Regions from separate parts of the Homo sapiens genome. Here region 1 is linked to region 2. A link is an interaction called in ENCODE POLR2A ChIA-PET data of the cell type or tissue named here. Cell type or tissue: PC-3. All regions are shown on one strand. Each heading gives the region's core, and the rest is flanking DNA. Links, peaks and the distances in the headings are about the cores only.

What was found. Peaks named below come from ENCODE experiments on the same cell type or tissue, not always from the same donor. Only the 100,000 strongest peaks of a DNase experiment are listed, where the experiment ranks them.
Region 1: POLR2A ChIA-PET joins it to region 2 with 11 read pairs; 2 of 35 experiments call an interaction of 5 or more read pairs at or near these places.

The regions. Positions count from the first base shown.
Region 1 is chr3:23,658,822-23,674,359 of GRCh38, reverse strand. LOC124909353 (a long non-coding RNA gene) reads right to left here and starts at 8,245. Exons shown (of 2, transcript XR_007095844.1): 1 at 4,301-8,245. RefSeq lists enhancers at 1,857-2,356, 2,357-2,858, 5,094-6,293. In PC-3, for the core only: no CTCF peak of the experiment used is centred there; DNase peaks (open chromatin) are centred at 5,669, 6,709, 8,409 and 9,719; H3K4me3 peaks cover 807 bases; H3K27ac peaks cover 4,825 bases.
Region 2 is chr3:22,371,555-22,387,092 of GRCh38, reverse strand. It overlaps a transcript of ZNF385D not described here and the pseudogene HMGB1P5. Among named protein-coding and RNA genes, the nearest start is that of ZNF385D-AS2, 420 kb to the right of the region's middle. In PC-3, for the core only: no CTCF peak of the experiment used is centred there; a DNase peak (open chromatin) is centred at 9,512.

The DNA of each region.
Region 1 (15,538 bases), core at 4,824-12,823, 1.3 Mb before region 2:
TATATGTCAGAATTGAACAATTAAATAAATGGATGGTAGAAACCAGGTTTCTCACTGTTGGAGCGGGAGGTTAGAATAATCTACATGGTAATAGATTGGAATTGGAGACATTAGTATGAATTCATGTTTAGCTTAATATAGATACAGCTAGTTACATAAAGAAATATCTAGAGATATACATGGAATGCACACATTTCCTTGCTCTGTCAGAGAGGGCTTATGATATTACAGTTGCAACAAGCACACCTAGCAGCCAGATCCTGATTTTTAATACCATTCCCCAATTAAAAACAAACAAACACACAAACAAACAAACCAGGGATCCTTAGAGAAATAGCTGATTCTAGGACTGGGGCATGAAATATATAAGATAAGCCTGGAGCATCTTGTGTCAGGACATAAGGAAGTGCTGAAACAGAAACAGTTGCACAAAGATGGGGCGTGTTGAAGGGACACAGGACCCAACTGAAACGGTTCCCAGTGGCCAACGCCGGAACAATTGGAGCAATAAGATAAAGTAGTATTGGATTATAACCCAAAATACAAAATAAATACATATGAATCTATACTAGTATAAATGAATGACTGAATAAATAAATAAATAAGAACAAATCTCCTATGTGGAAGAATTCCAATTATTTTATGCAAATACTCTGCCCTCTAGGTGCGGCGCTTACCTCCCTATTACTGAATGTGAGCTGCACAAAGTGACTACCTTCCTAAAAGCACAGCATGGAAAGGGAGAGAAAAGTAACTCTACGGTGGAGAAACCCAACAAACATTACCTCCAGCCAGGTATCACAATGACAAGTGATAAATCATGTTGACAGTATGTACTCTTGATATGATGTGTGATAAAAATGGCACTTTACCTCTAGTCTTCATCTCAAAGCCACATAATCTCAGGCTAATCATGATAAAAACATCATACAAATCCTAACTGGGGCACACTCTCCAGAACACCTGACCAATATTCTTCAAAACTGTCAATGTTATCAAAACCAAGGGAAGTCTGGGAAACTGTCACAGCCAAGAGGAGCCTAAAGAGACAAACCCATTAAATGTAAGTAATGTGGCATCCTGGATGAGATTCCGGAACAGAAAAAAAGACATTATGTAAAAATGAAAGAAATCAGAAATAAAGTACGAAATTTACTTAATAATAATGTATCCATATTGATTCACTAATAGTGACAAATGTACCTTTCTTATATGAGACGTTAAGAGAGAATACTGGTGCCGGGTATATGGGAACTCTGTTTATCATCACAAAACTTTTATAAATCTAAAACTGTTTTAAAGTAGAAAGTTTACTCGGTGCAGTGACTCACACTTGTAATCCCAGCAGTTTGGGAGGCCGAGGTGGAAGGATGGCTTGAGCCCAGTAGTTTGAGACTAGCCTGAGCAACATAGTGAGACCCCCATCTCTACAAAAAATTAAAAAAAAAAAAGTTACTCTGGCGTCTGAGGTGGGAGGATTGCTTAAGCCCAGGAGGCTAAGGCTGCAGTGAGCCGTAATTGCACCATTGCACTCCAGCCTGGGTGACAGAATGAGACCCTCTCAAAGGAGAAAGAAAGAGAGAGAGAGAGAGAGAAAAGAGTGAAAAAGAAAAAGAAAGCAAGAAAAGAAAAGAAAAGCCAGGTGTGGTGGCTCATACCTGTAATCCCAACACTTTGGGAGGCCGAGACCTGTGGATGACTTTGAGTCAGGAGTTCAAGACCAGCCTATGGTGAAACCCCGTCTTTATCAAAAATGCAAAAATTAGCCGGGAGTGGTGCTGCAGCCTGTAGTCCCAGCTACTTCAGAGGCTGAGGCAGGAGGATAGCTTGAGCCTAGGAGGTGGAGGCTGCAGTGAGCCCTGATTGTGCCACTGCACTCCCGCGTGAGTGACAGACTGAGAACTTGTCTCAAAAACAAACAAAAAAACACACATTCTCCCTAAAAAATAAAAAATATAAATAAATAAATAAATAAATAAATAAATAAATAAGTAAATATTCATTTAGGAAACCACACCCACACCTCCACGTTCTGGGCTAGTGCTCAGAGGCGTCCTCGCAAGCCTCAGGCACACGCGGATGGCCAGGATCCCCAGCAGGTCTCTGGAGCAGAGTTCGCCACCCATCGCTCCAGGCACTGCTGAGGGGTGCGGTTCCCACCCGCCCGGTGCCAAACGTGACTCTCACTCACTTCCACTTCCAAGGGCAAGGCCACACAGCAGGGAATTGCCATAATTCGCCTGAGGGAGTGGAGGAGACTTGGAGGAAGGATTCTCGTTCCGATGCCGCAGGTGTGGTGCCCGGGCTTGGCTCTCCTGCCGCCTTGCGGGGCGGGCGCGGCCTCCTGGGTGAGCGTTGCGAGCTCGGACCTCCACCGGCAGAAGCTCCGCGCTTGCGGGCCGCGCTGCCGCCAGGCTTCGGCTTTCGCAAGAGAAGCCAGGCCCGCCACACTGCAAGTGCAGTCGCGCAGCTTCTATTAATAAATGGGGACCACTCTGTCCATTTGTTTAAGAAAAGTCTGCGCTGGCTAAAGGAAAGAAACCCATCTGCCGGCCGAGACTGCTGAGGAGGAGGCGCTGCCAGGGCTCCCGGGGCCAAGGCTATTCATTTAAAACCCAGGAAGAGGGGGCGAGGTGGGGTGGGAATTGGATAGTGAGCTGCGCTGTCCACTATGTGAACACATTAGCCTCGCGGGACATGTGGTTCTTTAAATTGGAATTAATAAAAATTAAATACAATTTAAAATGGGCTTCCTCAGTCGCACTGGGCACATTTTAAGCGCTCAGCAGCCCTTGCCATCACTGTGGAAAGCTTCACTGGGCAGCACCGCTAAGTACAAGGAGATATTGCGACAATTGGCAAAATTTGAATGCAAAGCCGGTATATGTTTACAGATTGAAACCACTGTATCCATGTTTTTTCCTTTTTTTGTTTTTTGAGACAGGGCTCTTGCTCTGTCGGGCAGGCTGGAGTGCAGTGGCTACACTCACTGCAGCCTTGACCTCCTGGCTTCAAGCGACCCTCCCTCCTCAGCCTCCCAAGAAGCTGGGATCACAGGCACTGCTCCACCATGCCTGGCTAATTTTTTCATTTTTTTTTTTTGTAGAGACAGATCTTGCTATTTTGTCCAGGCTGTTCTCGAACTCCTGGGCTCGAGTGATCCTGCAGCCTCGGCCTCCCGAAGTGCTGCATTACAGACATGAGCCAACGCCCAGCCATGTTTCCTAATTTTGATCCCTGTCCTGTAGTTACATAAAATAATGTCTTTGTTCTCAGGAAGCATAGGTGGAAATATTTAGGGGTAAATGGGACATGATGTCTGCAACTTAGTTTCAAATAGTTCAGAAAAAAAAATGTAGATACATAGAATGATAAAGCAAATGTGGCAAATTATTAACACTGGTGAGTCTGGGTGCTATTCTTGCAACTTTTCTGTAAATTTAAAATTATTTCGAATGTGAGGATTAAAAAAGGAAAAATGAAGAAACAAAAACTCCAGAGAAGCTAAGTTAAAGAGTTGAAGTTAAGGAAACACTAAGAATGTATCCCAAGTGGCAGCCCTCACTCTGGGTAGGGACTTCTCATCTGACAGCATACTTCCATGGGCTTAATTGCCCACATAATTATCCCCACCCATACCCCTGGTGGTCCTTTGGAATTCTCACTGCCCTCATGGTGCCTTTTTACATACTCGCAGGGCAAAGCTTCCCAAATTCCAGGACACTCCATTCTTTGTTTTCAAGACCCAGCTCTAGACCCCATTCCCTGAACTTCAGTAATCAGTGTTTCACCTGGAAGAGACTCGTCAGAGCAGTATATATATATATATATATATGTGTTCCCAGCTGCAGCTGAAACAGTTTTCATGCATTGAGTAAAACTGTGTGGTGCACCTGAGGGGCGTTCTTGGTACTGGGATGCCTCAACCTACCCATCTAAGGATCACTGCTCTAAGAATTTTTAAAACTGGTTTGTGCTTACATCCTTATGTATAATTTTACTTAAAGGTGTGACTGTAATAATAGACATGGATTTACTTTCAGTGGAGTTTTATTTGTTTGTTTTGCTTGTTCTCCCACAACACTTTTCTCTCTTTCCTTGGCTTCTACAAGAGGGCACAAATCCTGCTACTTTTGCCTTTATTGCAACCCCCACAGATCCCTGGCTTCAGACACATAGAGCTGTCTGTCCACACTTCCTGGCACTGGGCCTGGAGGAGAAAGGAGCTGTGGTCCTGGAATCCCCTGAGCTGGTTTTCTATGTAAGTCTCTTATTATGAGAGCACCTCATTCTTACTCACCTTTATTAAGCAGCAGGGCACCGGATGTCATGGTGGTCACAGAACCTGCAAGATGTTGTCATTAAATTCAGCAAACATTTTTTGGGAGTCTACTTTTGGGCCCAGGCACTCTGCCAGGTGCTGCTGATACAAACATCATCAACAAGATCCTGCCTTCGAGGAGTTCCCAGGCAGCAAAAAACAAAGAATAGGATAAATGGTGTTTTTGTGAGTGCCATGGTAATACTGGGCATGGGGCTGGAGCAGGGCCTCACCTGCGGGAGGCAAACCCCACCTTCTTCACTGCAACAGGCTCTCTCAGCATATAATTTCTGACGTCATCAACGCAGCATCTTTTGATGTACACTCCTCCTCAAACTTTCATCTCACGTGTAACAAGCATCCATTGTGATCTCAAGGTCCCAGCCTTTCTGTAGCTCCCAACTAAAAGGCAGTTTCAATTCAGACCAACCGGAGTCCAAAATAAAGGGTCCAAGACAGGAACGTGTCTGCTCCTCTTTGTGTAGATAGAAATTGTTTATTGCTCTAGCTCTCTTCTCTTTTGTGAAAGCTCCACGCTTCTTTTCAAAATGATTCCCATTCTTTGCAGAGTTGTCTATTAGCTGCCTCCCACAGCCATGCTCAGGCTTTGAAGTTTATGGATAACTCAGCATTTCTTCCCTGTGGATATGAGAGGCACTTTGAATCGGGCATGGTGGTGCGTGTCTGTAGTCTCAGCTCCTTGGGAGGATAGCTTGAACCCAGGAGTTCAAGACTGCAGTGAGCTATGATCATGTCTGTGAATAGCCAGTGCACCCCAGCCCAGGAAACATATTTTTTAGAGACCTTGTCTCTAAATAAAATAAAATAGAATAAAATTTAAAGAAGCATTTTGGCATCAAATAAAATACTCAAGGTAGGATATGTGCGTTTCCCCTGCCAGCAATAGCTTAAACTGTACAACTGTACAAAGAAGTGACAGTGACTTCAGGCACACATCCCATTAAATCCAAACTAAATGTATTCTAAACTGAATGACCCCTTAGCAGAATTTTCAGAAATGCACTTGGACATGCCAACGTCCACCACTTAATAGGAGGGGAAGTCAGAAGAGAAAGAGACAGGCATCTTAACCTACTGCAGAGAAAAAAAAAAATCTTACTTTTGTAAAATTGACAAAAACATATGATCCTGTGACTATTCATTGGGCCCCTACCATGGCTTCCAAGGGCAAACAAGGGCCTCTGAAGCTCAAGTTTCAGTAGCTCGCTGGTAAATCCACCTCTGCTTACATCGAAATGTTCTGAATGAGTCACTCTTATAAAATCAGTGACTCCTACTAAGCATTTCCTCAGAGGGCCTTTGATTTCAGAAGCTGTCTCTGGAAAAGGCATTCCTGGGATCCCTCCTTTTCTCCAGGACATATTAATGAATTGACTTGGAGCCAAGACAGCCTTGACTTGGAACACCAAAGCTCTTTTAAGTCCATGGGGCTCAGATTAGGTTGACCAACTACCTGGGTTTGCCCAGTATGTCTAGCTTTATCTCGGAAAGTCCCATATTCCAGGAAATCCCCTGAGTCCCAGGAGGAATGAGATGGCTGGTGACCTACCCTGGGCTCTCAGAGGAGGTGTAGATTTAACGAGCACACACACTTTGGGATTGCATGGCAACCTGCCTTCCCAGCACAGCCTTGAACATCTTAACCTTGAAAGCAGTGGAAACCAGCTCTAAATCAGACTTAAGCAGGAAAAGGATTTATTGAAGGGATAGTTTTCTCTCTCTGCTTCTTTGCCTCCCACTGTGAGCGTCAAAGCCCTGGGCAGGGGCATCTGATTTGCCATACTGAGACACATGTCCACCACAAACTCATGTTTGGGGCAGGAATGAAGCAAGAATCTGCCTTCTTTTTTACTTCTGTGGTAAGTGATACACCCTATCAATCCCCAAACATATACAGTGGGTGTCTTAGTCCATTCAGGCTGCTGTAACAAAATACCTTCAACTGGGTAATTTATAAACAATAGAAATTTATCACTCACAGTTCTGAAGGTTGGGAAGTCCAAGATCAAGGGACTGGCAGACGCCATGTCTGGTGAGGGCCTGTTTCTCATAGACAGCAATGAATGACTGCATCCTCACATGGCAGAACGGGCAGAAAGCCTCCCTCAAGCCCTTAAACTATCCACGAGGGTGGAGCCCTCATGACCTAATCACCTCCCCAAATCCCCATCTCCTTTTTATTTAGTTTCCACATACAGCAGTGACAAAGTCCCCATCTCTTAACACCATCACCTTGGGGGTTAGGTTTAAACACATGAATTTTGGAGGGACACAAATATTCAGACCATAACAGTGGGGAAGTCCCCGAATTTAGGAACAAGGTTCAGATGACTGCCATGCAAAGAAGCCACAAAGTAAACAATGAAGAGTTTATGTTGTACAGTCACATACCACATAACGACATTTCAGTCAGTGAGGGAGAACAAATATAACAGTGGTCCCATAAGAATGTAATGGAGCTGGAAAATGGCTATTGCCTAGTGATGTTGCAGGTGACTTAACTGTGTTATAGTTACATGTGTTACATGTTTGTGATGATGCTGGTGTAAACAAACCTACTTCACTGCCAGTCATATAAAAGCATTATGCATACAATTATGCACAATACATAAAAAACAACAACAAAAAAGAAAACAATAGATAATACTTGTTTTTTTTACATATTTACTATACTGTACTTTTTATCGTTATTTTAGCCTGTACTCAGCAACCCTGTTGCCCTTCTTAAGGATACAGATATTCCTGAGGGTACGGACATTCCTAAAGTTATAGCTGGGCTCTGTCTTTCTTATACCTTGTTCCAAGAGGCAATGCTCAAAAATGGCACAGACCACCCAATCAGAAGGGATGCTGACTATAAACAACTACAATCATGTGCCACATAACGCTTTGGTCAACAATGGGCCGCATGTATGACAGTGGTCTCCATATATAAGATTATCATGGAGCTGAAAATTCCTATCATCTAGTGACGCAAAGCTGTTGTAATGCTATTGTCATTGTAACATCATAGCACAACACATTACTCATGTGTTTGTGGTGATGCTGGTGTAAACAGACCTACTGCGCTGCCAGTCAACTAAAAGTCTAGCTCATACAATTATGAATAACACATAGTACTTGATAATAAATGACTAGGTTACTGGTTTATGTATTTACCATACTATACTTTTTATCATTATTTTAGAGTGTACTCCTTCTACTTAGAAATATGTTAACTGTAAAGCAACCTCAGGCAGGTCCTTCAGGAGGTATTCCAGAAGAAGGCATTGTTATCATAGGCGTTTTCAGCTCCATGCATATTACTGCCCCTGAAAACCTTCCAGTGGGACGAGATATGGAAGTGGGAGACAGTGATATTGATCATCCTGACCCTGTGCAGGCCTAGGAGAGTGTGCGTTCTTGTGTCTTGATTTTTAAGAAAGAAGTTTTAAAAGTTAAAAAAAATTTTAATAGAAAAAAGCTTATAGAATACAGATATAAAAATATTTTTTGTACGCTGTATAATGTGTTTGTGTTTTAGGCTGTTATTACAAAAGAGTCAAAAAGTTGAATTTTTTTTAAGTTTATAAAGTTAAAAAATTATATTAAGCTGGCTGGGCACGGTGGCTCACGCCTGTAATCCCAGCACTTTGGGAGGCTGAGAGGGGTGGTTCACTTGAGGTCAGGAGTTTGAGACCAGCCTGGCCAACATGGTGAAACCCCATCTCTACTAAAAAAAAAAAAAAAATAGCCAGGAGTGGTGGCACGTCCCTGTAATCCCAGCTACTCAGGAGGTCGGGGCAGGAGAATCACTTGAACCCAGGAGGCGGCAGTTGCAGTGAGCTGAGATCGCGCCACTGCACTCCAGCCTGGGTGACAGAGCAAGACTCTGTCTCAAAAAAAAAAAAAAAAAAAAAAAAAAAAATATATATATATATATATATATATATATATGCTAAGGTTAATTTATTGTATAAGAAAGAAAAAATTTTAAAATAAATTTAATGTAGCCTAAGTATACAGTGTTTGTAAAGTCTACAATAGCGTAATGTTCTAGGCCTTCACATTCACTCACCACTCACTCACTGACTCATCCAGAGTAACTTTGAGTTCTTCAAGCTCTATTCACAGTAAGTGCCCTATACAAGTCTACCATTTTAAATCTTTTATATTGTATTTTTACTGTACCTTTTCTATGTCAAGATACACAAATGCCATTGTGTTATAACTGCCTACAGTACTCAGTACAGTAACATGCTGTACAGATTTGTAGCCTAGGAGCAATAGGCTATATACAGTCTAGGTGTGTAGTAGGCTATGCCACCAAGGTTTGTGTAAGTACACTCTGATGTTCGCACAATGACAAAATCACCTAACAATGTATTTATTAGAATGTATCCCCCACAATAAATAACACAAGATAGTCCATAAATCAAGCATCAACAACTTCGGGGCAGAGGATAGGAGGCAAGCTACATGTGTCAAGGCGGCTTTATGGAAAACTGAACACCTACCATATAACTTCAGGAGGGAGCGTGGAGGACCCTGGGCTGTGGGCTGTGTGCTCAGGATGTTTGAATGCAGGACAGCCAGCATGGAAGGCTGATAGGAGAAGCACTGTCAAGATCACTGGTTTTCAACCCTACCTGCATCAGAATCCCCTTGGAAGTTTTAAAACTACTGGGTCCCACCCCTAGAGATTCTGATTGAAATGGAGCGCCACATTAGGATTTCTATAAATTTCCCAAGTGATTTTAACATACAACAGGGTTTAAGAACCACTGGCGGCTGGGCGAGGTGGCTCACGCCTGTAATCCCTGCATTTTGGAAGGCCGAGGCAGGCGGATCACTTGAGGTCAGGAGTTCAAGACCAGCCTGGCCAACATGGTGAAACCCCATCTCTACTAACAATACGAAAATTAGCCGGGTGCCTGTAATCCCAGCTACTTAGGAGGCGAGGCAGGAGAATCGTTTGAATGCAGGAGGCAGAGGTTGCAGTGAGCCAACATAGTGCCACTACACTCCAGCCTGGGTGACAGAGCTAGACTCTGTCTCAAAAAAAAAAAAAAAAAAAAAAAAAAAAAACAACAAAAACAAAAGAATCACTGGCGTAGGTATGACCAGCTCAACCCTTGTTCCACACTCCCTGAAATTTTGTCAGAAATTCCAAAGACTTCCATGAGATTTCTGCTCTGACTCTGTCTTGGACAGCAACTTTCTCTTGGAATATAATGTTTTGATTAGCATTATTGAATAGAAATGTAATGTGAGCCACATATATAATATTTTCACATATCTACTTGGTGGAAGGAGACTGACCTGGGGAACTGCTGTGTGACAGGCTCTGTGCTGGCCCCACAATCAACCCTGCAATCAGTAGCATCATCTCCACTTTACAGATGACTAAGTGGAGGGTCATAAAAGCTGACTATCATGCCCCAAACCATACAGCTAGTAAGAGGAAGAGCTTGCATTAGAATTTAGATTTACTGAATTTAAAATCCCGAAGTCAGATCCATCCTCAGGAGAGGAAATCCACTGGGGAAAAAGGTCAGAACCAGCCATAAGGGAGCTCTTACAGAGTAGGAAGATGTTGGGTTTGGAGAGGAGATCTCAGAAGAGATCCATGAGTGCCATCTTCCAATACCTGAAGGCTCACCGGTGGTTAGACTGGCTCTGTGTCATTCCAAGGGGTAGCAGTAGAGTCAATAGGTAGAAGTTGTAAGGAGAAATATTTCCACGGAGACTGAGGACACATTTTGTCAACAGTCAGAGCTGCCCAAATTCGGATACTTTGGAAGATAGTGAGGACCAGGTGCTGCAGAAGACCAAGCAAAGGCTTTTGATACTTGGCCTGTTCCCCAAAGGCTGCAGCACTGTTCTGTGGAGTGGCTACATCAATTCGCCTGGGTGTTATTCAAAATAAGCAGGTCCATCCCAGGCCTACTATATCAGAATCTCACGGAAGTGAGGCCCAATGACTTTTATTTTGAACAAGTGTTTGCAGTTATTGTGATGTTGTGATGTGCAGCCAGGATTCAGAGCCACTGCTGCACAGAGGACGACATTTAAGCATCCGTTGGATGGTTGGACTATATGACTTTTCAAATCTCTTCCAGTGTTGAAATTCTATTATACCATGTTCGCTAAAGCTTGCCAACCAAATTATGGTGAGTGAACTTGGCAAGATTAATCATTTCCTTATTTGGCCTGTTTACTACTTAATGGGCAGCAGTGGGGGTAGAGTTCTTTGGCTAAAAAAGCAAAACTGCTAGTTGCCCACATTAGTTGAGATGCATTAGATTTTAACTCTTTTTTTTTTTTTTTCCTTTGGTAAGACAGGAATTCAGGGGAAGGGGCAAGGTAAAACAAGAAATATTTTCTCATATTTTCTTGCTAATAGAAATGTCAAATTTTTGCACTCATTGCCAGGAACCATGGAGTTCCAAGCTCTTTTATAAAAGGCAGTTAGGAACTTTGAGTTGGTCTACTATAGATAAGGATAGCAAAGGGCTGCAAAACTTGGCCTGTGGGATGAGACCATGTTAACAGTTTCCAAGGAAGCAGCTTTTACAAGCTTTATTCATAACACACCATTGACGAAAAGAAACAAGTGCCAAGCCCCATCAAGTTGAGGTATTGTTGAGAACACAGCTGGGTCACAGACGGAGTTGGAAAATGCAACCAGAGGAACACCAAGAGCAGCAAACTGAGAATGAGTTTTTGCTTTTCAGTCTCATCACTGAAAAGACACCCACGGCCCTCAGTCCAAATAGAAAGGAATCCTTGAGGACTGAAGCTGGGGTCACAGAACATCTGAATCACCAGATCCAGGTGCTGCACGCTCTTGGTCAGAGTGAGGACTGTACAAAAAGAAAAACAGGATCCCCTCTCCGAAAAGCAAATGAAGTGGTCATTTCTTTGCCCAGAACAATGCAGAAAAGTTCATCATTTTGCTGCCTTTTTTATGGAAAGATAGCCTGAAGGACAGGTACTGAACTAAAAAAAATTAGCTAAGGAGGCCAACAAGAATCCAGGTAAAAAGAAAATGTGGTAATAAATGCCTTAACTCCATTAAGTTTGAGCCAATAGCTGCTCAGTCAGGAAAAGCCATAAATGTAGAGGAGGCTGTTATTGGTTTCAGGTTCTCTATTTCTCCCTGAAGGGCATTATTTTGTTCTTTGCTTCACTCAGCTATTAAACATGGTCTTTTGAGAACAATATCTGGATTTAAGACACGTGGAATCTATTTTTTTTTCCCCTAAAACTTCCATCAAGTCATTTGTCCCCACTCTTTCTAGTTGGTCATATTTCTGGCACGGCTATAACAACCGTTTTATCATTTCTTATGGGATAATCCGATTCCAGTTCTCATGGCTCCTTCCGGTTCTACATTCGGGTTGTCTCTTTCTCTATAAGCGAGTGGGCTGCCATCATTTCAGATCTGTGCCTGTGGTTTGTGTGCCTCGACAAGCCATTGTCATGTGGACACAGCTCAGAAAAGTGTCTACATCTGGAAAGAATGGGGAACAGCTCATCTATGTACTCGGTAATAAACGCTCCCGAATATTCCCATACTAGGATTTCTACTGGGAATTCAAAGAAAGTCAGTGTGGTCTGACTTTTGTTTTTGTTTAAGGAAGTGGTTTTCAAAGTGAGGTCTCTGGTGGCTGTGAGCTAATTAAAAAATGCAACTCCTTCACCGACTTCCATTTTTATGTACCACTCAGGTCTTCTTACTAGGAATTTATAAACAAAATTAGCACCATACTTGAGGATGCACAGAACTCTATTTTGTCCTCTCCTAAGAGGTCCGGCTGTGAAAACACTTGGCATCACGACTTTGACTTACTTTTTTTCCTAATAAACAGATTTCATGACCTAGTATGCATCGTGGTTAACCACAGCTACAGCTAAATAAAACATCTACATGTAAACAACCTCTTCTTGTTACTATCTAGTTGCTCTTCCATGGAAGGTTGAAATGGGTGGACCATTACAGTCTTTTGTCTCAACTGAATGGTGTGGAACCATAAAAGTTTGTGAGGACTAGTCTAAAACAATGGGATGTACCAGAAATGGAACAAGCTTTTGGAGTCAGACCAACCTAGGGTCAAGCCTCCATGCACGGATTTCAGTCGGCAGGTTGAAATCCAGCCTACACTCTGCCAGTCAAGCCTCTGTAGAGCTTGGTTTCATTCAACATTTACTTCCCTAGGAGTAAGGGGGAAGGAGTAGGAGCTGACTTTGTAATCTAATGTACATGAAGGTGTATAGACCAGCTGCGGCCCTGAAAATACACCTTCATAGCAGTGTGACTTTGGGAAAATGCTTATTGTCTCTGTAGCCCAGTCTCCTTGTCTGAAATTGTAGGCTAATCATTTCTCCTTTGCAGGACTGTTGTTGAGGTAATTAGATGATGTATGTAAACTGCCTGGTGCACTGTAACAGATGTCAGCAAACCTGAGCTCTGCTGAGGGCCACCATCTACTCCCAGCCCTAAACTCAAATGAGTTGGGGTGAAGTGACTTCTCCTAGACGAGAAGCATCAGTATCCCAGATGAGATGTTCTGTCCAGCCAAACATTCTTTAGTTTTTGTGGCAGAGATGTCAAAGTCTTTGGGGGATAGACAGACTTAAGTGTCATTCCCAACCCTCCTACCCACTCACTATATGACTTTGAGCAAGTTATTCATTCCTCTGCGTCTCCTGTTTTCTCATCTGTAAAATGGGAACAAATAAAACTGATTTCAAAGCACAGAAGATGAAATGATTAACACAACAAGCCAAGATTACGCTTGGCACAGTTTTAGGTGCTCAACAAATTTGAGTTCTTTTCTCCCATACCCCCAACCCTTCCTTATCTGGTTCTTGGTTTCATTTAACATTTACTAAACCCCATCCAAAGAGAAGTGCAGTCTTCACCTTCCTCAGCGCTCTTTCATGAAACCAAAAAATTACTTATAGCCTTCCATGCATATTTTGATTAAATCAAATAACCACTTCATAGACTTACTATATCCTGGCAGCTGTGTAGATAAACCGGGTAGAAAGATAGAAAAAAGATACAATAAATAGGACTGAATAAAGATCACAGAAACCATCCTAGTTATATTTGGGACTTGGGATGTGATAGCAATGGCCCTACAAATCAGGATATTAGGACAGCTGGCTATTGAAATGGAAAAAATACAATAAAATTAGGTCTCCACCTTGCCCACCATATAGAAATAAATTCCTCATGGACTGAAGACCTATATAAAACTTTACAATATTTAATCTTAGGGACAGGCAAGGATTTCTTAGACAGGATGCAAAAGAAAGCTGAACTCAAAAAGTGGATACATCTGAGTTCAAAATGAAAACCACCTGGAAATATATGTAGCAGACATCATAAAAGTGTTAAAAGACTGATGACAGGCTAGGAGATGTTTGCAACAAATAAAACAGATGAAAGATTATATTCAAAATATACAAAGAACTATAAATTATTTTTTTAACTCCATTAGAAAAATAAAAAAGGACAGGGACAAAGAGGGCACATCGGAGTAAGTACGGCCAACATCCCCCATAGAGCGTGTGCTCAACCTCCCTAGTCATCAGGAAAATGAAGGTTAAAACCCCAAAGAGCTCCCATCGGATTATCAGAAATCAAAAAGTCTGACAAAATTGACTGCCTGAGAGGATGCAGGGACACAGAAGCTCTTATACAGGAGCTGCTAGTGGGAGGGTCAACTGGTTGCCATCACTTTGCAGAGCAATTTGGCTACACATACAAAAGTGGAATCCACGTGCACTCTACAAAATCGCAGTGTCATTTGAAATGTCAGCAAATTGGAAACAACCTGAACTGCCATCAAGATGGGAATAAATACGCTGAGGAATGTTCATAGGGTGAAACATGGGAGTGAATGCTGTCTCTATGCACACACATGGCCCAAGCTCAGTGCTGAGTGAAAACAGCAACTTACAGATGGGTATACATTCCTGTAACTGTAAAGTAATAACCCAGCCACACTGCAGTTTATGACACATGTGCACTTAGTAGAAGCACAGAACAAGAACGGGAGGGACACACTAGCTTAGTGATCATGCATGTCTTAGGGAGAGAAGAGAATGAGATTAAGTCAGGGACAAAAGAGCCTTTCATTGTATCTGTAATATTCTCTTGCTTTCTAATTTTTTTTTAATAACAAAATGTCAATCTTTGTTCATTCTGGGTGGTGGGCATGCTGCGTTTTTAGTGTGTTGTGTTTAGAATTTTTTTTCAAACCAATAGAAAGTATTAAACTCTGGAACTTTGAAAAGGAACAATGAAGATCAAGTTTGAGGCTTGCCTGAGGAATTCAATTTAGAATGTTTATAGGATTTTAAAATTATTTTAAAGATTGCTTAGGAGAAAAAGAAAGGAAAGGGAAGAAGAAAGATAAAACAAAGGGAGGAGAAAATCTGAAGTGGTACGAGGTGGACATTTGCTCTAGGACGGCTGCTGAACACGAGGAGTGACACCACAGCTGGGGACTTGACCCCAAGGGGCACCTCTGCTTCAATGCCTAACAGGGGTGGCATCATCCACAACCTCTTGTGTTCAATGAACGTTTATTTATATCAAGTAGCCGAGAGCTTCACTTCCTCTAGTCTGTCAACAGCTAACAGTGTCGTTTCGTTTCTCTTCCTTCCTTCTTTTCCATTTAGTAATTGCATATAGGCCTAAACTTGTTTTTCTTACATCTAGAAGTTTGTGATTACGGTTTTTATAATAGCTTATATAAAATTATTCTGTTATTTCTTTTACCTTAGAGTTTTTTTTTTTTTCTTTAATGTCATCAACTTATACTTAAAACCTTTTTATGCTGACTTACAGCCAGGCTTGGTGAATTCAATAATGCCCCCCAATAAAACCCCTCTCACCAACACCCGTGTTCCTTGAGTGCCTGCTGGGCACCAGCACTGGGGGTTATAAATGTAAAACATATGGGCAGGCCAACTCATGCGTGTTTATTGTTTTCTCTCTATTTATATGAAGCTCCTCTCCTTTAAAGCACCCAGGGATCTAATTACATGGTCATAGCCAAAGACTTAAGTATGTAATAGATCCAGTAATTTGTTATTAAGTACATGGATATGCTAACCATTTGCATAGATTAGAAGCGCCATGGAGGATGAAGTTAAAGCCAGTGAAAATGAACCCAGCAAGGTGCAGGCATCTTCAGA
Region 2 (15,538 bases), core at 3,037-11,036:
AAAAGGGATTTTTAAAACTCTTCTTCACACTAGAGAGCTCCTTTATCAGACCTTTATACTTTTATACCAGCTAGCATAGTTATCTGAGTTGCACTTTAGCAAATCAGTTATCAGTCCATGGCATATTTAATGAGATTTTATTATGTTCAGGACATTGCGAGGATTCAAGGAAAGGTGAGATATTGACACTGCTTCCAGGGAGTTTACATAGAGTTGATACACAAAGACACAATTTCCATCTGTATCAAAAATTATGATTTCCAAAGAGCTTTCAAGTATATTAGCATATTTAATACTCAAGATAATGTGAAGTAGAGGAGGAATATTGTCACACTCATTTAATAGAAAAATTGATGTCCAGGCCAGATGTGGTGGCTCCCACCACTTTGGGAGGCCGAGGCCGGCAGATCATTTGAGGTCAGGAGTTCGAGACCAGCCTGACCAACATGGTGAAACTCCATCTCTACTAAAAATACAAAAAAAATTAGCCAGGTGTGGTGCCATATGCCTGCAGTCCTGGCTACTCGGGAGTCTGAGGCAGAAAAATTGCTCAAACTGGGAAGGTGGAGGCTGCAGTGAGCCGAGATTGCGCCACTGCACTCCAGCCTGAGTGACAGGGACAGACTTCATCTAAAAAAGAGAGATAGAGAGAGAAAGGGAAGGGGAGGGGAAGGGAGGGGAGAGGAGAGGAGAGGAGAGGGTAGAAAAATTGAGGTCTAATTAATTAAATGATGAATGTAAAGTATGCCAAAAGTAACAGATAACAAAATCAACTCTAGGAATTTTAACACCTAATTCAAGCACAAGTACATTAGACAAATACTTTTATTATCTTTTGCCACTTCTGTCTCTTCTACTTTCAGGACAATATAGGAATATAATTAGCTTTGTTTTTTTTAATGCTTTGTGGTCATAAATCGCCTCTCATCCAGAGTGAAAGACAACTGGCTGTTTGAAAATTCTCTCAAAGAAGCTCTTTTTAAATGCAACATTCAACCGGTGAGAGATGTTCAGAGCTGCTGTGTACAACTGCACCAAGTTGGCCAGCTTAGATGACAAGTGGAAACTGCAATTCTAGCCATGTGCCCTGTATGCAACTACATTTCTTCAGAGGAAGGGGAAGACTATTTATCAGCTCCAGGACAGAGGGTGTCAGCACCTACTAACTTCTTCCACAGTGCCATGAAAATATCAAAACTTTCCCCTTGAGTTGGGTACCATTTTGGAAGAAATACGGATTAGGGAGATATTTTGAGAGGGAAAACAACATTAAAGGAAATTTGAAATTTGAGTTAACTGCTTATGTACTCAAAAGAGTTTACTTGCAACTAGAGGTAACTAAGTTGCTTTGATTTTAAATTTGAGTCTTCCATACTCTTCTCTTCACTCTCCCTTCCTCTACCTTCCATTAGCAAATATAGGGGCTCAGGAGGAAACTACTGGATTTTAGAGAAGTAGATGAGCTCCTTTTTGTTTGTTTCTTTGTTTTATATGTTTTAATTGCTAGGTATACATTTCTACCACACCACATATGTAACATTTGTCATCTATTTCAAAGGGTAAGAATTAATTCCAATAATAGGAATAGATAGATGATACTATGCACCACATACAGAATAAAGTACAAGTTACGTTTCTTGCCCTGGAATTACTTGCAGTCTAAAATAGAGAAAAAAAATGTTGATATAAATGTTTCTGAATGTAAGTAAAGAAATTCTCAGTTCATTACACAGTTAGTGAATATTGTTCATTTGCACAATTAAATTATATGCACTTTTCGTTAATTATCTTTCTCAATTTTAGACATTTTAAAATTCATGAACTATAACAATAAATAGTATAAAACCTTTCTAGTTTTAAAGAATTTTAGTTAGTATACTATAAATAAGTGTAAATTGAAAGCCATGCGGAGAAAGAGATTTAAATAGAAAAATTGCCTTTTTTTGTATGTTATTTTACATGAAAAATCAAAATGTAAACTTAATTTCTGTTCAGGACTGGGATTCTAAGTGAAATAGGCTATTACCTATATAGTGTAATTTGTATAGTAATTTTTTTATTTTTCTGATGATTGAAATTCAACCATTAGTGATAGATTCTTTAGGTGTAAGCATTGTAGTCTTTCTGTAGGACTTTTAAAATGCAAATGAATGTGGAAGACTACAACCAAATGAAGTTCTGTACAGTTTAGCATGGTTGCAAATATCAGAAGGATTCATTTCTCAGCAGAGCGACATGAATGTTTTTAGGTGTTTGGAGTAAAGTGTAAAAAGAAAGACATTAAAACTTGGAAGAACGGCAAATTTTCAGGAAAGTCAAGTGGCGAGACGTGCCAAAAACCAGTATCCCTTACTTTACAATTATGGCTACAGCTGTGCCTGTTTTATTATTCTATACATGTGTAAGTTGCTAACTGCTATAATAACCACGCAATCTCAAGAGCTTAACAATAAGAGAGCACATTTCAGCAAAATGTTTGGCATGTGGTGGCTCTGTTAGACCCTGGGTCCTTGAAGTCCTCAGTTGTTCCCTCCTTTATGCTTATTTTTGTGGGTACATATATTTATGGGGTATATGAGATGTTTGATATAGACATGCAATGTAAAATAAGCATATCATGGAGAATGGGGTATTGATCCCCTCAAGCATTTATCCTTTGAGTTATAAACAATCCAATTACACTATTTAAAAATGTACAATTATTGTTGACTACAGTCATCTGTTGTGCTATCAAATCATAGATCTTACTCATTCTAACAACTTTTTGTACCCATCAACCATCCCCACCTCCCTCCCATCCCCCCACTGCCCTTCCCAGACTCCAGTAACCATCCTTCTACTCTCTATGTTCATGAGTTCAATTGTTTTGATTTTTAGATCCCACAAATCAGTGAGAACATGCGTTGTTTGTCTTAATGTGCCTGGCTTATTACACTTAACATAATGATCTCCAGTTCCATCATGTTTTTGCAAATAACTGGAATCTCCTTTTATGGCTGAATAGTATTCTATTGTACCACATTTTCTTTATTCATTCAACTGTTGATGGACACTTAGGTTGTTTCCAAATCTTAACTATTGTAAACAGTACTGCAACGAACGTAGGAGTGCGGATATCTCTTTAATATACTGATTTCCTTTCTTCTGGGCATATATCCAGCAGTGGGAGTGCTGGATCATATGGTAGCTCAATTTTTAGTTTTGTTGAAGACCTTGAAACTATCTCCACAGTGGTTGTACTAATTTACATTCCTACCAACAGTGTATGAGAGTTCCCTTTCTCCACATCCTCTTGTGCATTTGTTATTGCCTATCTTTTGGCTATAAGCCATTTTAACAGAGGTGTGTTCCTCTGCTTTAAATCTACAAATGACAAGATGACAGAGAGGGAATGAGCAGGTGTTTGCATAAATATCCCAGGGGACTTTGGGGGCCAATGTTTTCAGTCAACATTTTTGTGGCCACAAGTAACTATAAAGCCTTTTCTAGATGCTGGGCAGCTGGTCAAAATAGTTTTTCCATGTTCCTAGGAGAGAAAGTAGATGGTTTGGTAAATAGCCAGCATTTTTTTTCTGCCATCATTAGCTTTCAGAATTATTAATAGAAGTGATCCTCTAAAGGTGAAAGTACTTAATATTTGAAATAGGCCAGACATTTGCTTGACAGTAGATATGATTTCCCAGATAGGGGCAAGACACTTAATAGTCATATACAACACTCTCAATTTGTCATCTTCTCTTAACCCCTATGTATAGTAAATCAATAAACATTGATTGGGTCCCTGTTGTACCAAATATCTATAATCATCACTGCTATTAACACCTATTGACTACATACTCTGTGTGGAACCTTGTGCTGTCTACTTTTAAAAATACAATGAAGCAGTAAGTATAGTAGGAAATTCCTTATCTGATGTGATCAGGATCAGAAGGTGAGTAAAATTTAAAGCAAAGAATATATAACTGAAGCATTTTTATGTTTAACTTGATACATATGAGTGTACATTCATTCACCAATTTCTAAATGTAGGGCAAAGATCTTCCTTGCAGTATGGGTGTTTATCATCACTTATTTTGAAAACCCATGATGCCTAATCTACCTGGAGCACACAGTATTGATTGCCTGTCTAGAAGCTACTCCCCCTCTTCTACGTTCCCAAGAGCTTCTTTTTTTTTTTTAATAAAAAAATTGTATTTACTTAGAAGCATTCAGAATGTCAACAAAACAGCTGCAACTTTTTTTTTTTGCAATTACAGAGTGGTATTCAGTTAACAGAACAACAATTATTTCGTATAAGCTGCATCAGAGACAACTGAAGATGAAAAAACTACCATCCCCATATATAACTAATTTGTGCTGTGCACCAACAAGAACCTGCTTTAAATTTCCATGCCAATTTACAACCCCCATACTGTACCAGGCAAAGTTAGTGGCTATTGAAAATACCACCAGGACAGGGCTATCTAAAGACACATTCGGTAGTGTGTTAACTATACAAAAAAAGACACTGTACAGTTTAAAAACAAATCTTACACCGCCTTACATTTCAATTTTTTTCTTTAAAAAGAGTGAATTGTGTACAGGGGGGTTAAATGCTTTATAGACAAGAAAAAAAACTGCGCTACAACCAACTTATTCATCATCATCATCTTCTTCTTCATCTTCTTCATCTTCCTCCTCCTCCTCATCCTCTTCATCTTCCTCATCTTCCTCCTCTTCCTTCTTTTTCTTGCTTTTTTCAGCCTTGACAACTCCCTTTTTTGCTGCATCAGGCTTTCCTTTAGCTCGATATGCAGCAATATCCTTTTCGTATTTTTCCTTCAGCTTCGCAGCCTTCTTTTCATAAGGCTGCTTGTCATCTGCAGCAGTGTTATTCCACATCTCTCCCAGTTTCTTCGCAACATCACCAATGGACAGGCCAGGATGTTCTCCTTTGATTTTTGGGCGATACTCAGAGCAGAAGAGGAAGAAGGCCGAAGGAAGCCTCTTGGGTGCATTGGGATCCTTGAACTTCTTTTTTGTCTCCCCTTTGGGAGGGATATAGGTTTTCATTTCTCTTTCATAACGGGCCTTGTCCGCCTTTGCCATATCTTCAAATTTTCCTTTCTCTTTAGCAGACATGGTCTTCCACCTCTCTGAGCACTTCTTAGAAAACTCTGAGAAGTTGACTGAAGCATCTGGGTGCTTCTTCTTATGCTCCTCCCGACAAGTTTGCACAAAAAATGCATATGATGACATTTTGCCTCTCGGCTTCTTAGGATCTCCTTTGCCCATGTTTAGTTATTTTTCCTCAGCGAGGCACAGAGTCGCCCAGTGCCCGTCCGGCTCTCACTTGCCCCGGCGCTGTCTCTATGGAGCTCAATGTACTGCCAAGAGCTTCTTTTACACTGGTGCATTTCCCTTTCCCAAGTGAATTGGGTGATTCTCTGGCTTACCAATGAATGGCGTTAGGCGATGATCTGTTTCTGGCCAATGAGACACAAAAGAAATCTGGGGAAATTCTTTGAAAGATGTCTTTGCTGCTAAAAAGCAATGTAGGGGTGTGGGAGACAGTATGCCAGAGTTCCCTTTCTGTTGTTGACTATTGATTTATCAGGGTGGGGTTCCTTATTCTGCTGCAGTGATTTTGGCTTCATGAAGTGTTGTTGCCAATAAACTAGAAGTGGTCAGGCAGACAGGTGGAAATGCTATGGGATGACTTGATTAACCTGTTGTGTTTAACAACTCCGGAGCATTTCTACCTCAGGACTTCTGGCTCACAAGAATGGGAATTCCATTATTCCTTTAAAGCCATTTCAAGCAGAATTTCTGTTACTTCCAGCCTAAAACATCTTAATTGAAATACCACAATTCCTAGTTTGGGTTTTGTTAACCTGCTATGAGACATTAGAGATGTTTATTAAGACATTCCACATGAACAGTCCTCCTAGATTGTAATGATTTTTTTTCCAGTCTTTTACAGCTGTCTTATTGGCATCTAATTCAAAAGGAGATTTTTTTGGTTTGCTTTTCAGTAGCTCTTATTTTGGAAATTTAAAAAGCATTAAATGTAATTTTCATAGATGCAACATTGTTTTTCACACTCATATTTCATTAGTTTATGTGATTTTTAACTAAAATGCATAACTATAATAATAAGCACAACAAAATTGGCTGAATCTTAGTAAATATATGACTCAACTGGTAAGAACAGTAATTGCATGCACATGAAAAACAGTCTTTAGCCAGCTGAGAGCTTTCAGGGAAGGGGGCATCTGACAGGATAGGGGGACTGAAGGCTATGGATTAATCTATCCCATTGTTGAATGGTGGTTAGTTAAGATCTATGTGTCAAGTTGAGAAATATGCAATAGCCAGTTTTGTTTTTCAAAAATGGCTGAATATTGGCAATTTCAGATGTTTCAACTTAAACACACACACACACACACACACACACACACACACACCACGTCCTTCAGTCTCCAGGATTTTAAAATCCAATTAGGGACTAAGGTATAAGAAAAAATCTCCAGTGCAACCTAGTGTGTATGTCGGTGTCCACCCACATTCTCTCAGATTCATTTTTATTGTTTTATTGTTTTCACTTTTAACAGCCAGCATCTGTGGCTCATTTTTAAATAGCTGCCCTTAGGCTACTGGAGCCACTTTGCCCTCCTATGCAGAGAGCTAGAAGTGCCTGAGAATGCACATCCTCCTGGGAAGCCTCAAGCAATGATGAATGATGGATGTGGAAATACGAAAATCCAGCCCTCTGGTCCAGGGGCTGGAGCTGAATGGGACTAAGCTGAAGCCACCCTCTGTGGGACTTCACCCACATACTTGCTCCGCTTCCTCCTTTTTCTTTTCTTACTTCTACCACTCTCCTACTGATTTCTCCTGGAGACTTCCCTTAATCACTTGCACCTTCAACTGAAGGGTGCCCTTGGGGAATCTGTCATAGCACAACAGAAATAGTAAATGTAGACTGAGTGGTGTAGACAATATATATTAGAGAAATCAGGAGTTGAGGACTGTCACTGCCAACTGCGGTGATGAAGAAAGGCTTCCAAATATAGTAGAAACTAGATTTTATACACTTGTATCTATTCAGCAAATGATTGTAGAGTGACTACAATGTGCCAATTAGTGGTGATGGCAATGGAGGCACTTGCTAGGCCAGTAGTTCTCAAATTATGATCCCTGGACCACCAGCAAAAGCACCTGAGAATTTGCTAAACATGGAAATTCTCAGACCCCAACCCAACACTAACTTATCAAAAACTCTGGGGCCAGGGTCCAGCAGTTTGTATTTTTACCATCCTGCCAGGTGGTTCTGGTGCATATTCAAGTTTGAAACTGCTGCACAAAGATCTGATGACATATCTTATCTGCCAATTAATAATTGTGAGCTTGGAAAATTTATTTCATTTTCTGATGTTTAGTTTCCTCATATGAAAAAGGTAGGGGTGATGACATTTGCTGCTTGGGGGCCAAATAAGTATTAATTTTCTTGCCTTCATTTCTCTCCATATTGCCTTCCTTTCCTTCTATTTCTCTCCCTCCTTCTCCTCTTCCTTCTCTCCTTCTTTCCCTTTCTACCTTCCTTCTTCCCTCTCCCCTCCTTTTGTCCTTCTCTCCCTCTCTTCCTTTATCTCTCCCTCCTCCTTCCTTCCTTCTTTCCTTCCTTCCTTCCTACTTCTTTCATTCCCTCCTTCCTTCCTCCTCTCTTTCTTCCTCCCCCCCTCCTTCCTTCCTTCCTTCCTCCCTCCCTCTCTCCCTTCCTTCCTTCCTCCCTCCCTCCCTCCCTTCTTTCCTTCCTTCCTCCCTCCCTCTCTCCCTTCCTTCCTTCCTCCCTCCCTCCCTCCCTTCTTTCCTTCCTTCCTCCCTCCCTCCCTTCTTTCCTTTCTTCCTTTGTCTTTCCTCTTCCTTTCTACTTACTTGCCTGATGTTTTCAACCTGGTTATTAAAGATGGGCTGAATTTCACTAGGTGGAAAAAGAGGACTAAACTTTCTAGGCAACAGATGTCCCAGTCACAGCAGGGGGATCATTGGGCTAAAAAGAAGTCACAGTGAAAGGATAGGAGTGGCAGGTTATAATGAGGAAATGGGATTTCAGATGCTGTGTTGTAGTTTAAACTATATTGTAAAGGCAATGGTAAGGCATGGGATGTGAAGGACTGGGAGTAACTTGGCAAAATGCATGATTTGGGCAGATTTCTCTGGCATTGATCTACTCCATTTAGAAGAAGATCAAGATTTCAGCCTTAGATTTCAGTCAGTAAAGCTTATACATTAATATTGGCAATTAATCCAAATGGGATCCCGAATCTAAATCCTGGCATTCTAAATATGAAGTAGAAATGAGTCTAAGTCCTGCTGAGCACAGGAAATCAACTTGGCTGAAATTTAAGACAGAAAGTGAGTAAAGATGGCTTAGTGATACTCAACCTGATAGAATGGGAAAATCGCTAAAAGAGGAGTCAATGGGGGATATTGCTGAAGGAGACACACAGAGTTTGAGGTGACGTAACATTTGTGGGTTACTGAATTCATGCTTCTAGACATCCAGGAAAAGAGCAAAGTTTCATAAATATCCCTGTAAAGATAGATACCTGGGCAAACTGAAATGTATATAATTTACACACACACACACACACACACACACACACACATACACATATTACAAACCTCACTCTCTGCTAACTTGTATAACTACACAGCAACTGATACATTATTTTGGGAAAGATTCCTGTTTGGGTAATAAAATGAAACTATTTTGAAGCATAAATGAATTGTATTAGGTTGGTACACAAGTAATTGTGGTTTTCGCCATTGAAGGTAATTTCAAAAAAACACAATTACTTGTGGACCAATCCGATATATGTAACACATTGTATCTGTGTGTGATTTTTTTTCTTTTGGTGTCTGCAAAATGTGCTGAGTTTATTGCAGCCACAGTACTCCATAGGATTGCTTTGTGTATTTCAAGTCTTTACCCCCATCTGGGCTGGATACACTGAGTGCTAAATTCACTTCCTTGTCATTTTATTCTTCTCCTGTCAGCTTCCCATCCGTTGATCAAAAAATATCCAGAATCCCCAGAGTCACAAATAAGTTCTACATTTGGCCATTACATTGATCTTTCTTATTTAGCATATACTTAAAAACCATTTTCTATTGATCATAGTCCCCTCCTCAGTATCCAAACTCTAATTATTTTGAAATATTTTTATGTATACTTCCATTAGTTACTCCAGAGTTTGACTAATAATGGGAAGGGACATTTTAGTGTTTTTTTGTTTGTTTGTTTGTTTTTTTGTGTCATGGAAAAGTATACTAATCAATGGCCCTTTCTGATGCCCTGTGAAGTTCTGTGAGGATTTTTCCTGGTATCTTAATTGCAGTAGAATAGACACAGTGGTGTTCTGGCATCTCTCATCCAAAACAAACAGAAGGAATGTTGTATTAAAGATTTATATGGAGTAATGCTTCAAAACCAACCTGACCCATAGAAGAGCATAGCATGGTTCACTGCTGAGTCATTTGGTCAGAGACAGTCTGGAAAGATATTGTAAAGGAATCATATCCTCAAGAGAGTTACAGAGAGAAGTGGGTTGCCTCAGGATATTCCAGAAGGATATTTGCTCCAGGAAAAAAAATTATGTTAGAGAAACACTACAGAAATGATTTTCAAACTTGAGCATATATATAAATACCTGAAGGTCTTGTTAAAACATGACTGCTGAAATCCACACCCAGATTGTCTGCTTCAGTAGATCAGGGATTGAGCCAGAGAATCTGTATTTCTAATAAGTCCCCAGGTGATGCTGCTGCTGTTGATTGGTAATCATTGGCTTAGAACATCACCAGAAAGAAAGGTTAGAGTCAGGCGGGAACAAGAAACATATTTTTTTTTTGCTCCCAATTTTTTTCCAATTGTGCAGAGATTAATTTTCATAAAACACTATTTTGTTCATACTTTAAATTAGCTCAAATTGTTATTCTTCATTTTCTTCTCAATAAAACCATAAAAACAAACCCAAAAATGAAAATCTTCAGCAGTATTCCAAATCTTCCACCTATATCCCTGAAACACTGGTACCTTTGCTTGTTCTCAAAACATTTTTAAGCCTTCAATCCCTACATGTTTTGTTCATTCTGTTTGTTTTCCCTGGAATGCCATATTGTCTTCACCATCATTTTTGCCTTTCAAAGTCCAAAGCATTCTTTAAGACTCAACCTAATCCCTTCTCTTCATTAGGCTTTCTCTGATAAAGTGAAAACTTCTTACCCTGAGCTTCTTGCAACTTGTTTTTCCTCTTTTATTTTTTTTTCACAAAATCTTTCAGTGCCACCTATTATAGCTAGGGCAAAAAAGCAAATACTTTTATATTTAACTTAGTGAAGACCTTTTAATCTTCATATTCACCTTATGAGGTAGATACTATTATTATCCTCCTTTTACAGATAATTTACTTCTGTATACATCATTTACTTCTTAAGTTTCATGATATCAAACATATGATTTTAAGTACATTTGTGTTCCCCCAAAGTACCCATTACAGTGCCTTGCAAATAATAATGCTTATTAAAACAATTGCTGCATTCAATGTAGTCATCTTCTGTTTGCTATAAAATAGTAATAATAAAATATTCAAATTCTCATTCAGGTTAGTTCTTCAGGCTTCTATGTGAACGTAATTCTGATTATTAGAAAAGACTGGTTGTTGCAATGGTACAAAGACCTGGTTCCCTGTCATCAGCTCAGGATAACTCTAAAGGGCCAATGCAGCCCAGAACTCCTGTGAGATTGACAGAAGGCCAGTGTTGAAACTGTATTGTAGCTTTACCCATTCCCACATGCTCTATTCTCACATGCCTTGACCTCAATGGCTCTCCCCAGCAAATAATCCTGCACACTAATTTCCATGTCTACAGAGTCTGTTTCCTGAATAACCCAATCTAAGAAAAAAGGAGTATGGGCTAACTACGTTTATTAACTTTTTAAAAAACTTTTCCAGGGCCGGGTGCGGTGGCTCACGCCTGTAATCCCAGCACTTGGGGAGGCCGAGGCGGGTGGATCATGAGGTCAGGAGATCGAGACCATCCTGGTTAACAAGGTGAAACCCCGTCTCTACTAAAAATACAAAAAATTAGCCGGGCGCGGTGGCGGGCGCCTGTAGTCCCAGCTACTCGGGAGGCTGAGGCAGGAGAATGGCGTGAACCCGGGAAGCGGAGCTTGCAGTGAGCCGAGATTGCGCCACCGCAGTCCGCAGTCCGGCCTGGGCGACAGAGCGAGACTCCGTCTCAAAAAAATAAAATAAAATAAAAAATAAGAAGGATTCCAAAGACGTTCAGCCCATTCAAGGGAGAAAGTATATGCAAAGAGCTTGAGACAAGAAAAAATTAGCATATTAGAGAAACTGAAGATAAATATGTCACTCAGGTTTGAACAACAGGCATTTTCTCAATGTGTATTCATGTTTTCTCTTTAATCTCTCTGTGCTCACCTGACCATCTCTAGAGCAAAATTTTCCCTAACTTAGTTTCCATGACATTGAAATAATAGAACCCATGACTGTATCTTCGCCCGTCTTTTTGGTAGTTCTTTGGTGTCCCTTCTTCTTTTAATCTAATAATTAACTTATTAATTATTAAAATATTCACGAACATTTTTAGAGCCTATTATCTGCCAAGCACTCAGTCAGGTGCTGGGGCTGTAACAGTTAAGAGGATACGCATGGTCCCTGCCCTCTCAGACTGAGCAGGTTAGTGTAGAAAATATAAATTGCAATGAAAAATCAGTACATTATTTTTCATCCTTATAATGACTTTATGTGGAGGGTACTATTTTTCACATTTTACAGATGAGAATATTGAGAAACAAGGAGGTCATATAGCTCTAAGCTTTTGTCCTGAGTACTTTTGTTGCTTCCTATATTCTACCTCATAAACCTCACATTCTCCCAACAGTTGAACTCCATACACATGTCCAGAGCTCTAAAACACAAGAGCTAATACAGGCTCTAATGCAGAACCATTTCCATAGAGCAAAGCTTGAATTTCTAGATGTATAAGGATCTCCACCTGAACATCTCCCGCAGACCTTTGACTACAGCTGCCTAAAGAGAACTCATTATCTCACAACCTTTCCTAAACAAACATTAAAATAAAACTGAACAACTGTAAATTCCCTTCTTGGGTTCTCAACTCCTAAAAGTGTCACTATTTTTCTAGTTCTCCAGGGACAGAAAGTTAGAGATATCTTTAATAAATGCCTCTTCACGTAATTGCTGCACGTTGTTAGTTACATCTCAGCAATGTCTCTTTTTAAACATCCTTATATTTCATTCTCCACAGCTGCTATCACTGTTCTTACCTTCATGATCTTTTACCTAGTGCTTCCACGGCCTCCTAAATGCTTTCTACAGCTCTACTATTTTCTGGTTCTAGATCATCTTATGAACCTGTTATATCAGATTAATCTTTTTGGTACATTCCTGGTCATGGAGGTCCCCTGCTCAGCATTTCTGGAGTGAAGTACAAATTGCCCAGGCTAGCAATTAGAGCCCCACTTGACATCTTCCAAATCATTTCTTCTACCTTCCTCCATGTACTGTATGCTCTGGGTAGAAGGGTAGACTATAGACTACTCCCTTCCTTTTTATCTCTGTCAGAGAAAATCATATCTTAAGACTTCTGTCAAATGACCTCCCTTCAATGAAGTATCTCCAGACTTCACTGCCTTTTGAACTTTGCTAATGTGTTTGGTGTTCTCTTCTGGCACCATAGTCTGCCTAATACGGCACTTATTGGTATGTTGTCCAATTTCTCCTTTAAAGCAGGGGCAGGACGAGTTTTTTTTCACTCCCAAGAAAGGCCTTTACCATGGTAAATTAGGCTTAGTAAGTACTTCTTGAATTGAAATAGAAGGATGGGTGTTTACATTCAGATGAAAGCATGGAAAAAGAGAAAGGGTCAAACTAACTTATCAGTCATGCTAATTCAAATCACAACAGATCTTTTGGTGCATTGACTATATTTCTGTCTTTATTTTTTTGTTCTTGGCATTTGCTCTTCTTATCTGTGGGTTAATAAGTGATTTGGCTACTTTTTAATACACACTTGAATAGCGCTGCGTGTCTGGAAAATTCAACGATGGCCTCCTGGGAGGAACAGACTGCCCCTTAGAGGATATTACTTACATTTTCTTTCTAAATCAGGGTGTGTTTGTGGGGTGGTCACTGTGGATTGTTTTTCAGAGCTTCTCTTGAGAAAATGTAGAATGGTAAATTACCAAAATCTCTCTACCCTGTCATCAGCATTAGTATTCGTAATGATTTTATCAGGAGTAATTATTAATAACAATAATGAGAAGCTTGCCTGTAGGGTATTTTATCCTTTGGCACTGTGTTCATTAGTTATTTGGCCTCCACAGCATCCTGAAACCCCATGAAAACGGGGCTTGTTTTGTTATTTCAGACTATCTTACAAATAATGGCTCAGCCGATATTAGAAAGCAGGTTTGTTCATTTGTGTGTCGTAACTCAAAATATGGTTCTTGAATCAGCAGCCTCTGCCACACCATTAAAAATACAGAATATCAGGCCCCACTCCAGATCTACTGGATCAGAATCAGAACTGTAATAAAATCCCAAGGTTATTCCTGTGCAAAGTAAAGTTTGAGAAACACCCACTTTAAGTCCTAGAACAGAGCAACAAAAGGTATTTCATCCCTAGGGTACTGTAGTGTGTGCGTGCGTGTGATTTCATCCCTAGGGTACCGTAGTGTGTGAGTGCGTGTGCTTGTGAGAGAGAGAGGAGACAGACAGGTAAGAGGAGAGAAATCTCAGTAGGATATGGGTCCTTCCAGAGGGATGGGCATGTGGGATTTGTGGATGTGGGACTCCCCTGTATTCTTGCAGTAGCTTCACCAGATTTCGTTGCGTCTGCTGTCCAAGATTGTTGAGGTTAGCGTTATTTATAGTTAAATATGAGAGTTGAGAGTGTGGGGGAAGTTGTTGTCTGGTACTGCACCCAAACCAGGAGGATAAAGGAGGTAAGCACAAAATGACAGCCCCCTTTTCGAGCCTCACTCAAAAAGCAGCTCACTCAAGCTCATTTCCGATATCTGTAGTTTCTAGATGCATTTCGCCTCCTCGTGTTTCCACTTAACACCCACGACCCACTCACTCCATTAAAGCTAGTTCCTCGCCTCTAGTCTCCAGGTTTCTTTTTTCGTGGTCATCAGTCTCGCTCTCTCCCGGCACCCTCAGGCCGCGGGCCCCTCCCTTCGCGCGGGCTCGCACCTCTCCCCAGCCTGGTGCACCTGGGCTGACGCCGGCTCGGGACTCGTGCGGAGCGCCGCGAGCGCGGCGGAGGCAGAGGCGCGCTGACTGCCACCTCCAGCCCGTGCCGGAGGGACAGCACGCGCTGCGCAACGGAGACCGTTCTCCTTGGCCGCCGCTCACGGCTCGCGGCGACCACCGCCGTTGAAGCTGCAGGCGGGCAGCCGTGCGTCTCCCGGGACAGCCAGCCCCGGCGGCTGCTCCTCCCGGATGCCAGGGCCAGGGCGCCGGGCGGCCGCCAGCAGGAGAATGAAGAGCTCGGTGGGAGGAAGGAGAGAAAAGCTCCTGGGGGCGCCGAAAGCTCAGCCCAGCCGCGGTAAGTTGAGTGCAAAAAGAGGTGTCTCGGTTCAGGTGGCGGAGTTCGTTGGGGCGCCGGGCAAGGAGCTAGGGTTGCGCCCCTGCGGGATACCAGGCGCGAGGGGCTGGGGCTCGCATGGGGGGCGCGGAATGGGCGTTCGCACCGCCCAGACCTTGGACCACCTTTTCGGTATCCCGCACTATCGGTCCACACACCCCAGCCTCTTCTCGGTGCCAAGGAGAAGAGATGTGAGGTTGCGGGGCCAGAGTGAAGAGCGCGGAGCTGGAGGGTCTCAGGTCACAGCTCATTGCCGAGAACCAAGGGGCAGGGGAGGCCGAGGCGGGGGGGCGAGGTCAGCCTGGTTCTGTCCAGAGTCGAGGGCTGGGCCACCCGGTAAGGACGTCCTGCTGTCTGTCTTTCATTGGGTGTGTGCGAGGCGTGCTCCCTCCTCGGGGGAAACCTGGCGAAGTTGTTGGGATAAAGAAACACAGCGGGACAGCTTCCTGCTTCCTTTTCATTTCCTTCTTCTTCTTCTTCTTTTTAAAACAAATACTTAAAAAAACCTGAGATACACGCGTTTTGAGGGCAGGATGAGAAGCTCTTGAGTTATATGAAGCGTCCCTCCAAGGAAATCACTTTGACATTTAGGGTGGGGTTGGGAGGCTGAGTGTAAGCCAGGGCTCCTGAATCTGATTGTCTTCTTGGCCAGCTAGTGCCTCTTTTTACGCTTCCATTGAGTACCTGGAGGAGCAAATTAGAAGAGAGCACAGAGTTGTGTACCTTTTGACCTCTTGCATTTTGGGAGATGTTTTATTGTGTGTATGAATTTGGGTCAGAGGACACCTGCAGCCTCCAAAATGGTGTCACCCTGTGTGAAATGCCCAATTCCAGATCTGTCCCCCTTACAATCAGG